2 separate regions of the Homo sapiens genome follow, and region 2 is linked to region 1. A link is a contact called in ENCODE Hi-C or POLR2A ChIA-PET data. All regions are on one chromosome and are shown on one strand. Each heading gives the region's core, a stretch centred on a gene start or an enhancer-like site at or near the end of the contact. The rest is flanking DNA. Distances are from core to core; before and after follow the strand shown. Region 1 has its middle 83 kb from the start of SDC1. Region 2 has its middle 46 kb from the start of SDC1.

The links. Hi-C counts contacts between places; a loop is a spot of excess contacts on that map. ChIA-PET counts read pairs that join two places held with the same protein, here RNA polymerase II (POLR2A). Pooled maps may share reads with other maps.
Region 2: a map of mammary epithelial cell shows a loop between it and region 1 (4-fold over the local background). The contact joins two enhancer-like sites. A Hi-C loop is called at or near these places in 12 of 168 maps with a recorded cell type or tissue (Calu3, GM12878, HepG2 and 7 more), 9 of 37 single-sample maps with no recorded cell type and 7 of 50 pooled maps. POLR2A ChIA-PET finds 5 or more read pairs at or near these places in 6 of 52 experiments (A549, AG04449, AG04450 and 3 more).

The regions. Positions count from the first base shown.
Region 1 is chr2:20,139,232-20,145,440 of GRCh38, reverse strand. No RefSeq gene overlaps it. Among named protein-coding and RNA genes, the nearest start is that of SDC1, 83 kb to the left of the region's middle. RefSeq lists an enhancer at 3,578-4,162. Within about 2 kb of position 3,885, at least 6 of the 41 ENCODE cell types and tissues checked have a DNase peak (open chromatin) inside an H3K27ac peak, as active enhancers do; they include PC-3, mammary epithelial cell and right lobe of liver, where a contact is called at or near this core.
Region 2 is chr2:20,176,253-20,182,461 of GRCh38, reverse strand. No RefSeq gene overlaps it. Among named protein-coding and RNA genes, the nearest start is that of SDC1, 46 kb to the left of the region's middle. Within about 2 kb of position 2,646, at least 12 of the 41 ENCODE cell types and tissues checked have a DNase peak (open chromatin) inside an H3K27ac peak, as active enhancers do; they include PC-3, mammary epithelial cell and right lobe of liver, where a contact is called at or near this core.

The DNA.
Region 1 (6,209 bases), core at 2,636-5,135:
AGGTGGGGTGGGATGGCGGGAAAGGAGAGAAGCTGGAAAGAATGAACAGCTCCCACACTCAACATCCCCTTCCTTTTCCTTTTCTTTCCATCTGGGAAAATATATTTAATTCTCTCAAATGATCTCACAATATCAACACATAAGCACAGACCAAACTACCCACCCCTTGCATTCCCAGCGTCGGTGGTCCAGGAGGGAACTGACTGCAGAGACTGTTCCAGCCCCGCTCCTGCCATGCCCCTGAGTTGACAGGGAGAGGTCTCCCTAACCCAGGCAGCAGAGGACAAAATGTGGCAGTCTCTGGCCTGAATCCAGTAAGCAGTGCTCAATCCAGCCACCCCTAGGCTGCATGGCCTCAGGGCTGGGACTGGGGACGGGAAGTCTCAGTTCCTCCTAGCAAGAGAGGAATGCCCAACGCAAGAAGGAAATGCTTTGTGATAAATGTCCAGTGCTAGAGGCTGGGCTCTTTCAAGAAGTGAGTAATCTCAATGTTGTCATCTGGCGAATGGGTGTATGGCAAGTTTCCTGGTTCGGAACTTTTCTTTCTTTTTAATAAAAGTTGCCATCAGCTCCTTCTTTATCCAGCTGGTTAAGAACAGGTCTTCTTTGTTCAGGAAACTGTCCTTTGAGTGGTCCCTCTTGGCTATTCACATGTTAGGCTAGTGGGGCAAGGGGGAACTGGTTCCTGGGTGGCCTGAGGAGTGCAGGACCCTCTAGTCCCTACATGGAAGAGCAGGGAGATAATTTGCTTGGGGCCAAGGAACATCTGGGAAGAAAGAGATGAAGACAAAGACGTTTGCCGTGTTAAAGTTGGAATTTTCCTGATGAAGTTTGAGATGAAGTGCCCCAGGAATAGAATCCCCACAGCCCCTCAAGGGAATGGCACCAGGAAGAAAGGGGGTCAGAGTTGGTGACCAGGCTCAACCCCAGGGCCTCCATATTCCTGTGGCATGGAGTGTGGCTGAGGACAGAAGCCCTCCTGGGCTCAGCTCTACCAGGGCTGTGCGCTATTTGGGAGCCTGGCTAACCTTGGAAGTATGAGCTTACAAGAGCAGTGGCCTTGGAGCCCAAAGTTGGCACACCTCTGTGGACCACATAAGGGTCAGGACCAGTGAGGCAGGATCTCATCAGACTTTGCAAGACCATTTTCTTTAGAGACACATGGTACTGTGCAAGAAACAATGGAAATCAGGACCTCCTGACTCTCCAGTTTCTCTCTGATTGCCATTTGCAATCAGAATTACCTGTAGGACCAAGTTTGGCCCCAATTTCCTTGGGGGAGTGGGTGAGGAATAAGGGGTAAGAAGGGGTAAAGAGGCATGACTTCCTGTTAATATGGGCGTATGGGAGCTCAAGCAATTATTGAATAAATAAGAGGGATTACATTTGCACCCCAAACTGGGGAACTGTGCTTGCTTAGGAAAAAGCCCAGAAAGTTATACAACAAAAAGTTATTAGTCATTGCCTCCAGCTGGTAAGATATCAAGGGATGCCCTTCTTTTTCCTTTCTATATATCTGTATTTTCTGTTTTCTCCCCATGGTGATTATGAAGTGATTTGAGTTATTAAAAACACTTTACAGTAGCTCAAAAAAACTATTATTATGTAGAGGCCCCAAGAAAAAGCACATTATGTCTGCTTTCATTTATTCCAAGAGGTAGAGAAGAATATATTATGTTTTGGAAAGATTTTTCTTAATCCAAGTGGTTAAAAGAGAAAAGTTAGGTGCCTACTGATATGTGTTCAATTGCCTGGAAAAAAAATCAATTACATGGCAGTTTAACCTGCGGTGATGAGAGAGCCCAAGCCACACATGGACTCATTCAAGGGGCTGGGAAGACAAGATTCGGGTGGGGCAAGTCGTGAACAGGATTTTCAGGTCTCTATGGGGTTGCCCTAGGGTAGAGGGAGCCCAGGGCCTATCATGTGCAGAAGTTACAAGTGACCAAACCAAGCAGGCCATAAAAGGCAGGCATTTCCAGCAGCCTGGCAGGCACGTCCCTGAATGGAATGTCTTAGGAGATGCTGTAATGAAATGACCTCAAACTTCTATCAACAAAGATGTTTTGTCTGCTGGTTATTATGTCATCATCAACATGACGGGAAAGTCTGTGAGGATGAGGAATAAGGAGAGAAATGGTGGGACAACTGAGCCAGCCAAGAGACCCCTAAGAGAGAAGATAAGGAGGGCATGGCCCGTTTGAAAGGGTGGGTGTCCAGTTGGTGTAGACATGAAGAGATAGGGAGGTCTGGCTGGTGTAGAAATGGGAAGGCAGGGGGAGGGGAGGGTCACCTCAGAAACAGGAGCTTCGGGAAAGGGAGTGTGACATTCAAGCACTAGACCCTCTAATGCATACCTGCAAATTAGTGCCACCTCGCCCTAGGGGATGTGGGTGAGTGGAAAGTGAGCTGGATTTCATTCCTCCACTTGCTTCCTTGGCCATCTGCCCTTGTTCAGTAGACAATCCACACACATGTACCTGGGGGCCCAGGGCAGCCACAGCACAGTAATAAATGTGTTGTCAGTCTGCAAATCACCTCAGTCAGCAGCTGGGGTACAGGAGCAGGATGAGACCTCGGTGAGGAGGCCAGCCACCATGCATGGCATGGTAACAGTGCCCAGGGAAGCAGGCTGAGGTCCAGGGCAGAGTTCTAAGGCCAGTGGTGGGTTGGAATGAAAAGCAGGGAAACTGAGGCAGAATTCCTTTTGTATGGGCAGAGGCAAATGGAAGGGGTGGGTGACTTTGAGGCTCTCCATGTTCCCAGAGCACATCTTGGGCCACAAGGCTCATTCCAAGCCCTTCTGGAATAAGCTGCCTGCAGAAATCCTGCCTGTTTTGGCTGGGAGGGGTCCATAACATGGGTAAGCAGAGCGGGCTGTGGAGCCTCAGCGAACCCACCACAGGCCAGGACCAACAGGGCTGACCAGCTATGAGACCTGCTTACTGCTTTGGTTGTCCTTTATGGCAGTGGTGTTCAAATTTGAGCATGCATCAGAATCATCTGGAGGGCTTGAGGGATCCCAAAACAAAGTGTGTGATTTGGTAGGTCTCAGGTGGGGCCTGAGGATTTGCATTTTTTATTTCTCCCAAGTTCTCAGGTGATGCTTTAGAAACCACGTTCCAGGGATGCCTTATTTCTGAAGCCCAAGGCTTCCATGAAAACCTTGATTGCTTGTTCCTCCTTGATTTTCTTTTCAGCCCCAGAGCCTCAGAGGGTTCCCGTTAACAGTACCCCTCCAGGCTTCTCTGAGGTTGCAGCTCGATCTCATTTTCCTGGCAGAAATTGACACCTGTTTCTTCCCTTCTACTCTGGACTTTAAAGCAATGGATCTCTTAGAGAAAGAATTAGCCATGCCCCGATTTGGGTAGAGGGAGGGGCTGGGGGCCATCCCAGACCTCCTGTTGTCTCCAGTGCCTCAGCACCTATGGGGCAGCCCTGGACCCGGCGGAATCTGGAGATTGATTTCCAGGACCCTGCTGGGCAGGCGTAAGGGTAAGGGCTTAGTTACTGGCAGAGCAGCGATGATTTGCCCTAAGATCCTAACTGAGCCCTAAATCCTTTCATTAAAGTTCTAAATGAATCACAGCCTCTGAACTAGAACAAACGCCAGCGGGGCATCTCTCAGGTCTCAGTTTCCCCAGCTGTAAGTGAGGCTGCTCCAGATGTTCCCTGAGATAGCTTTTGGCTCTAGCATTCTTGATTCCGAGGAGGACAATGGGTCAGAGGAAAGAGAGGGCTCATCAGGGTTTGCTGGGAAAGGGGTGGAGCTGAAGGTGATGTCAGCCGTGGTGAGCTGGGCCTGGAAAAGCAGCGTGAGTCACCGGGCATGACGAGGGGCAGGATGGAGAGCCAGGGAAAGGCTTTAATGGGGAGTCATGTGGTCAAACCATCGACTAGGAGGCTGAGGCTGGCAGCCAGCTGGGGTTTGGAGCCAGAGAGGTTGCCTAATGTGCCATTCAGCCTCTTACCCATGGGGCAGGGGCCAGTGCATCATCCCGTGGCTCTGGCCTGGATGTGTTCAGGTTCTGGGCTCTGGAGAGCCATAGGCCCTTGTTGGGAGTGGCCATCCTAGAGGGATGGCTGCCAGGGCCCTGACCTAGCACCATGTGGGCATGGGACTTGGGCCTCTCTGTAACCCAGACCTGCAGCAAATTCCCTACCTGCAAGCAGCCTACCCAGCCTGACCCCCTCGGCCTGACTTTGGTCCTGGGGCTGCCTTGCTCATGTCCCTGTACCTCTGCTTGTCTCTCAGCCCCTCTGAGACAGGGACTGGGACTTGCCTGCTCTTGTAGCCCCCTGCACAGCCCAGCTTAGCACCGTGCTGGACTCCTCATGGGAACTGAGGGAACTATCCACCTCAATCCAAAAGCTACTTTGGAAAGAGACAGGGGCGGAGCTGAGGTCTGACCAGCCCTTCCCACCCCCATGCCTGCTTCTCACTTCTCTGTCATCTCTGCCTTTTGCCAAGACCCTTGGTGCTTTGTGCTGATGGTCACAACGCTGAGATGGGCAGCCCAAACCAGGACTCACAAAGCAGGGGAGATGCACCAATGCCAGCATCCCTTTGCTGACCCCTCTTCCTGGAGGGCACCGGGCTCCGGGCTGACACACCTCAGTTATGGTCTGGCTTGGCCACAGCTAGCTGTGTGTACACGAAGTCCCTCTTCTTCTCCAGGGCCGGCTTCCTCATCTGTAAATTAGGAGCAATTATTCTTGAGCTACTGGGTCACCTGACACAGAGAAGAGGCTCCACCGATGTTTCTATGATTGTTGTCATTAAAAAACATGACAGCCAGAGAGGTTGGCACCGGGGTGTCTGCCATCCCTCGTGTCCTGAGAGCAGGCTCAGCTGGGCCCAGCTGAGATACTGGAGCTGAGAGCCCTGGAGAGATACTGGTGGGTGGGTGGCTGTGCAGGCATCTTTGGGGGAACAGAGTGGGATATGGGGAGGGGGCCGGAGTCCAGGGGGACTCCCAGCCTAGCCTGGGCCATGGGTGGGTGAAGGCCATGCCCCCTCCGCAGGGGCTCTGATCAGGTGGGGGCAGGCTTGGAGGTTATTTGAGGGCACAGGAAATATCTGGAATCTATGAGAATGGGAACTCAGGTCAGAGGTCACCTCAAATTAAAATTGAAAAAGCCCTCTGTGTGAAGGGAATCAAAGGAGGTGAAGACGTTTGCTCTTCCGGAGTCTCCTGAACCCAGATGTTAGCGGTTAAAATTCCTGTGGGGCTAAACGGTGGGCACAGGGAGCCATCTTGGGGCCCGGCAGGGCAGGAGCCCAGGGAACAGTGTGCATTCTCATGTACCCTCCAGGACATTGCCCCAGGGATTATGAGCAGAGCGGGGCCTGTCCCTGCAAAGCCGGGTGCTGTGGGGGGATGGGCACTCTGGGGTCTAGGGCCTCCCGCGGCCCTTCACTCTGGGCTGGCTGCACCCTGGAATGAAACAGGATCTGGCATCCCTGCTCTAGTCTGAGCCAGGACAGCTCATTAGCTGGAGGGCCGTGCTCCTTCAGATTTATGGTCAGGAGCCCCTCATCTGAGGGCCAAGGTCTTTTGATCTGAGCCCAGGGGTAGGGGCAGGGGATTCCTGGGTCTTAATTGGCATCAGCTAGGCTGATGCTGACCAGGACTCTGTCCCAGGCCTCAGCCCGCAGCCCCAGCCCCCCAGGCTGATGCTTATTGGGGGTGGAGGGCTCTGGGAGGAAGACAGGCATGTGCGGAGTTTGTTCCTACTCTGCAGGGCCTCATGGGCAAAAATACCAGGAGGGAATGAACAGCTCAAAAGGATCCTCCCCTCAGCCGCTCCCCAGCCTTGACCCATCCCCGACCCTGATTCTTCCCTTTCCCACTCTGACCTCACCCCAACCAAGTGTCACATCCTATCTGGGGTGGGGCTGGGGGCTGCCATGTACCTGGGCCTGTGCCAGGCACCTTGAGGACACAAGGAAAGTCTAGCAGAAAAGTCAGCTATATACACAACTAGAAAGAATAGATAAAATAATAGGCTGTGCTTTTGATATCTTGGACTTCCCCAGGTCAGGGATGACCATTTACATGAGGGATTTATTGTGTCTTGTTCTTTTGTTTTCGGGCTTAAGGAGGAGTGAGGAAGTATACTCAGGGGATACTTACTTAGAGAGAGAAAGATATTAGGGAGAAGAAGGGGAAGGGAGGAGAGGAAGGGAAGAAGACATTGAGACAGAG
Region 2 (6,209 bases), core at 1,397-3,896, 38 kb before region 1:
GATTGAAAACTTCAAAAGAAGAATATTTTGTGACATGCGAAAATGTGGCATTTTAATGTCCATAAATAAAGTTTTATTAGAACACAGCCCCGCCCGCTTGTGTGCCTTTTGTCTATGGCCGCTTTTGTGCTGCCGTGGCAGAGTTGAGTAGTTGAAAATATTTTCAAATACTCACTATCTGACCCTTTACAGGAAAGGTTTGCCAACTCCTGCTGAGTTGTATGGCTTTATGACACACAACTCAGTCTTCACTGTATTTTTTTGTGCGTTTAAATTTCACCTGTAATTAATGAATATATGCACATTATGGAAGATTCAAACAAGGCAAGGGTATGGGGGAAAGTACAGGAGTCCCCTGTCCCCACCTCCTTCCTCGGGTGATTGTCATTAACACCTCCGAGGCTTGCAGATACTGCTTCTGCTTCCTCTGTCTGCGTTGCCCTGTGCTGCTTCTGTTTCACAAAATCCCATCACACCTCAGGGCCAAGCGCTGCCGCCATCTGGTCTACACCCTCTGAAAGCTGCCCCTGGCCCTGTCTTCCTGATGCATGTTGCTCCAAAGGTAGCATCTCATAGAGACTGACAGCATGGGTGCTGGACCCGCTGCCTGGGTCTTAGCTGGGCTCTGCCACCTACTAGCTGTACATCCCTAGGCTGTTGCTTACTGTCACTATGCCTTAGCGTTTCCCTCATCCTTAAAATGGTGGTCATGGAATGATCTATGTGCTTCACAGGCTTGTGAAGCCCATGTAATAAATAATTAAACACATATTGGCCAGGCACACTGGCTCATGCCTGTAATCCCAGCAGGCAGAGGCAGACAGATCACCTGGGGTCAGGAGTTTGAGACCAGCCTGGCCAACATGGCAAAACCCCTTTGCTACAAAAATACAAAAAATTAGTCTGGCGTGGTGGCGTGCGCCTGTAATCCCAGCTACTCAGGAGGTTGATGCATGAGAATCGCTTGAACCTGGGAGGTGGAGGTTGCAGTGAGCTGAGATTGCACCATTGCACTCCAGCCTGGGCAACGGAGCAAGACTCTGTCTCAAAATAAATAAATAAATAAACAAACAAACACATGTGACCTGCTCAGAACAAAGTGTGGTATACAGACGGTGCTGCTAGGGAGCCATCATGGTAGCTGGCGCCCATGCAGCCCGCATCCATGCCTGGCTCCCCAACCAGGGTGCAGGCCCCCGAGGCAGCAAGCGCATCCTCTCTACTCTCTTCTTCCTCAGGGCTTAGCCCAGACAGGAGCTCAGGAAACAAACAGCGATGCTGCAAGAAGGCCGCATGACAGGCCTCAGGGCCAGGGCCTCAGGTGTCCTGAGAGAATGAGGGCACCATGGGAGCCAGAATACCCAGGTCTTCTCAGGCCGGGCTGTGAGGATGTCCCAAGCACATGACCCAGAACTTGGGGTCCCTGAGGCTGGGCAGGTGAATCTAGGACAAAAAAAGGCACAACTTCTCAATAAGCGGGAGCCCACCCTTTTTTGATTGTTGAGGGGCCTTCAGAGAGTCTGAGGATCACAGTGTCTCTTGGCTGTGAGGAGGGGCCAGGGAGCTCCGGCAGGCCCAGACCTGGGCACCCAGACTCCTAGGTTCTTTTGGAGGGGCACCCGGCAAGGCTGACTGAGCCCTCAGATCAGCTGGGAGCCCTCATCAGACCAGCAGGGTTCAGACTTTTCGGAACACTGAGGAGGGGGAGTGGGAGTGGGGTAAAGGCACCTCCACCCCTCCCACCTTCACAGAAAATTATCTTTCCCCCTCCCCACCCCCACACATAGTGCTGTCCCCCGAACCCCAGATGTACATCCCAACCTTCTTCAGTCCTCCTAGCTTTTGAGGCAGTGAAGCCAGATCTGAAATGGACACACGGTTTACTTAGGGTAAAGGACTTTAGTGCTCCACTCAACAAGCAAATAAAAGGCCGAAGCCTCGGGCGAGGCTGGGGTGGACAGGTGTGGCAACGTCCGCGAATCTGGAGACAGATTTGGCTCCGAATGAGCTGTGAGTTCTCCACCACCACCACCATGCAGGCTCTGGCGCTTGAGACCCCGGATGCTCCCAGGGAGGGGCCCAGGGGCTGGTGTGGGTATGGGCACATGCCTGTGCTTCCCCGAGCAGCCAGGGCCAGAGACCGGGCTCCACAAGGCTCAGAGGGTTCATGGAGAAAGGGGAGGAGGGGCCTGAGGCGTGGCTCCCTGTCTGTCATGGGCCTGGGTGGGCGGGTCCTCCTGCGTCCTCTAGTCCAGTCTGGAGTCTGATGCTCTGTGGCAGGAGCAGCTTGGGACAGGCTTAGGTGACACTGTTTGAGGAACATCTCCCTTGAGGCTGGTCTCATCCCAGCAATGGATGGCTGGCAACAGGGGCTGGAGTCTGCATGGGCTGGAGTGGGAGGATGGCATCAAATGTGATTGTAGTCACATCTGCACATCTGGCTAGGCTGTCCCTTGTTTCCCTCCAGCTTCATGTCTCTTGCTTCTGGGAGCCCGCCTGGCCCTGCCCCACTGGGCCAGCCCCTGAGTCGGGTGGTGGGTGCGGGCGGCGGGTGCGGCCACCATTGTGCAAGGGGTGAGCTCACCCGCCGTGCCCAGCCTGGCCTGCACTGGCCTGCCCGCTGCTGGTTAATCATTGTTCAAACACCCTGGCAGGCAAGTGGGCTGTGGAGGGAGACGTGACAGGGCAGGGCTGCCTCTGCCAGGTCTCAGCAAAGCTCTGCCAGCAGGCCCAGGGCCGGAGCCGCTCCCCAGGACCCCACAGAGAGCAGCCTGCAGTGGGGCTGAGACCACCTCTCCTAATTCCTTAGGAGGAACTCAGTAAATATTTTTGATAGACTCAAAGAACACCCCTTTGTAGGTTTCCTGTTTTGGGGTAAACACCCAGCAGTTTAGTACCATAGCTATGAGGGTGGGCCCCAGAGTCCAAAAGCTTTGGGTCAAACCATAGCCCTGTCACTTATGGGCTGTGTGAACTTGGCCGAATTTCATAATCTCTCTGTGCCTCAGTTTCCTGGGCTGTACAAAGGAGTTGATGATGATAATAGTGCCCTCCTCATAGGACTGTTGGGAGGATTAGGATATATATAAAGTGCTTACTAGGCCCATCGCCCCGAACCAAGACTGAAACACTCATCACGGCTCCCAGCTCATGGCCACCAGATGACGGGCTGGGCTGGTTGTACACTCACATGTTCTGCTGTGAATTAGGTACAACTTTCCCCACTTCCCAGATGAGAACACCTGGGCTCAGGAGAGGGATGGAGAGGGATGTTACGTGTGAAGCAGCTACTGAAGGTCACAAGATAGAAATGACAAAGCTGGGTTTCAAGCCCAGGTTCATCTGCACCCAAATGCCATGTTCTTCCCATCACCCAGCCCTGCCAGGCTTGCAGATCAAAGGTGCAAATCTGAACTTGCCAGGCAATTAAATGCTGCCCATGTTCACTGACATTCTCTGAGCACTGTGGGTAGAGGGGTGGTGAGGAGGCTCTGGGCTGAGTTTGCTGTTAGAAAGACAGAGATCAACAATGCCCAGCCCAGTCCCTGGGCCCAGAGAGCCCTCGATGGATGAGGAGAGAGCATGAGCTGTTCACTGCCCGGCAGAAGCCCAGCACCACCATGGCTGAGACCCAGGTGGCTCCAGGACCCCCAGACAGGCAGGGTCAAGGAGGCAGTTGGTGGGAAAAGGGCCTTGAAGCGGCACACTGTGTTTGATTTGTGTGATTTTTTTCAGCGTGTGTATATTTGGCATGGTTTAGGTGGGGGCGAGTTGCAGAGATCAGAGGCCTAGAATCCCCTTCTGCCTCTTACCCCAGGCTTCCCCACGGTGCTGCTACTAGCTGGGACTGAGTAGAGACAGCCATAGAGACAGGTGCCAGACTCCTGTTAAGGGCCCTGTCGGAGGAGCACTCGTCTCCTGGGAAGAGTCCCAGCCCTTGGCGAGGGCTCTTTGGTCTACTTCAGAGCCGCACCTTGAGGGAGAGTTCCGGGTGTCGGGCAGCTTGCCCTGGGGCCTCTGGGGCATTTGTGGGGCCCCATGGGAGCCTGCACACCATGGGATAGGCAGCTAGGAAAAATCCGTGTCAGACACGCAATCTGAGACCTTGGGAAAGAAAGGACCTTGTGGCCAAGGAATGTGGCTCAGTGACCTGTGTATGTGTACGTGTGTGTATGTGTGTGTGCGTGAGCACGCGTGTGCGCACGTGTGTGTGTCTCTCTGTATCTGTGTGTGCATGAATGTGCAATGAGAGCTGGCTAGGGCAGCAATGTTCCTCCTCAGAACACTGAAATTGGTAATGGTCATCTGATGACAGCCCCGGGAACTTCTCCCTGCCTCGCTGGCATGCCACCCTTCCTTCCCCTTCCTAGGGGACACCCACTCACACCTGCCCTCACTGTAATGCCCAGTGGCCCCTGCCTTCTCAGCCTCTCCTCATCCAAACAGGCTCTCAGAATATCCTCTGAGAAACTCACTTCTCCTGAGCTGTTGGTGGCTGAAAATGAGGCCTCCTGTGTGGCCCTCCCAGCCACTCTCACCTTCCAGGGACAGTCCTCCTGTCCCTACGTGCGCAGCGTCAGCTATGCCCAGGGAGGACCTTGGCTTTCTAGGACACAGAGGCAGCCTGCTCTTGCCTGGCTCCTGCTGGAGATGGAAGACATGCCCGGCTGTGGACTACAGGCAGCTGAAACCAATCACAGCCACCATGACACATTCCAGCCTCTGAGGCCAGACTGAGCCATGAGACTCTCCTACCTACTTGCTGACACACCTGAGAGGCCTCGGGCACAAGGAGACACTTCCTGGCCATAGTTGAAGCCACAGATATAGGTGTCGGGGGACATAGGTGAGACGCTGGTGGGGCAGGAAAAGTGCGTGTGATGCATGGTGTTGGTGCCAGACAGGTGTATGGAAGATATTAGAGAGATCCTAAAAGGAGTGAAAAAGTTGTAATCTCCTCTCCCATCTATCCTCTACACACACCTCCAGTATTATTTTTTCTATCTCAGCCAGTCTAGCTATTCAATGATACATGGTGGTGGTGTTAGGGAGGTATGTGGTGTTCCTGGAAGACATGAGAAAGATACACAGATCATGGAGAAGGCAAAGGTTCTAATCTCATCTTCAGTTTGTTCTCTACACACACACTACCGTTATCATCTTCCTGATCTCAGCCAACTTGGCTGTTCAATGATGATCAAGTTCTTAGGGTAAACATTAGTGTCTCCTAAACCCCAAAGATAAGATGGGAAAGGGTCTTCAGGCCCACACCCTTGCCACAAGGAGATATGTTACAATGAAAGTAAATTTCAGACCATATTCTGCCACAACGACATACTTTTATTAGCAAATAGTCACAAAAATAGTCATTTGGCCCCTCCACTAAACTTGGGGCATCACCTTTCTCTACCTCTAGGCTTGCTGATAAGCACTCACATGGGAAGTCCAGTAGCTCAAAGATATGGCGATGTTCTGTCAGCGGGACCAGCCGAGCTTCTGGCTGGGCCAGGAGACAGAGTCGTCAAGGCCAAGAGGGGACTCAGAATGAAATGGGAATAGACCCAGAGCACCAGTCCCTGCTTGTCAGGCACCCAGGTTTGCTGGATTCTTCTGTCTTGTTCAAGCAGAGACATAGGTGCCTAAACCATCTTTCCAGCTGAATATAGTTCTTGAACATCACTCACTTCACCAACAACAAATTACCTGGATATTGTTTATGCTAGTTAATGAATTTTGGGGAGCAGATTTAAATAACTATATTTGAAGCCTTTGCTAGCCACTTCTAGGGTGTGAGTTACTTTAAGTGTTAACTCATCAACCCTAGAGCATACATTACAATTAGCTCACACATAGAGACACTATCTCTTCTGTTCATACAATGGAGCTTTAAAGTAAGTCACAGACATTACACTAACCTGGGGTGTAACCCTTGGTGCTATTGACATTTTGAGCCAGAGAATTCTTTGTTGGGGTGGGGGGCAATCTGAGCATTGCAGCCTTTAGCAATAAAAACCAATACTTGGCATTTATCCAATAGGTAATAGTAGCATATCCCCCCCTCCGCCACCAAGTTGTGATGACCAAAAGGCCACCATACCTTGCCAACTGTCCCCTGGGGACAAAATCTCTCCAGGTTGAGAACCATTGAACTAGAGTGACCATATTTATTGTCCACTCTGGGACACTTTCTTCTTAAACTTACATATCAG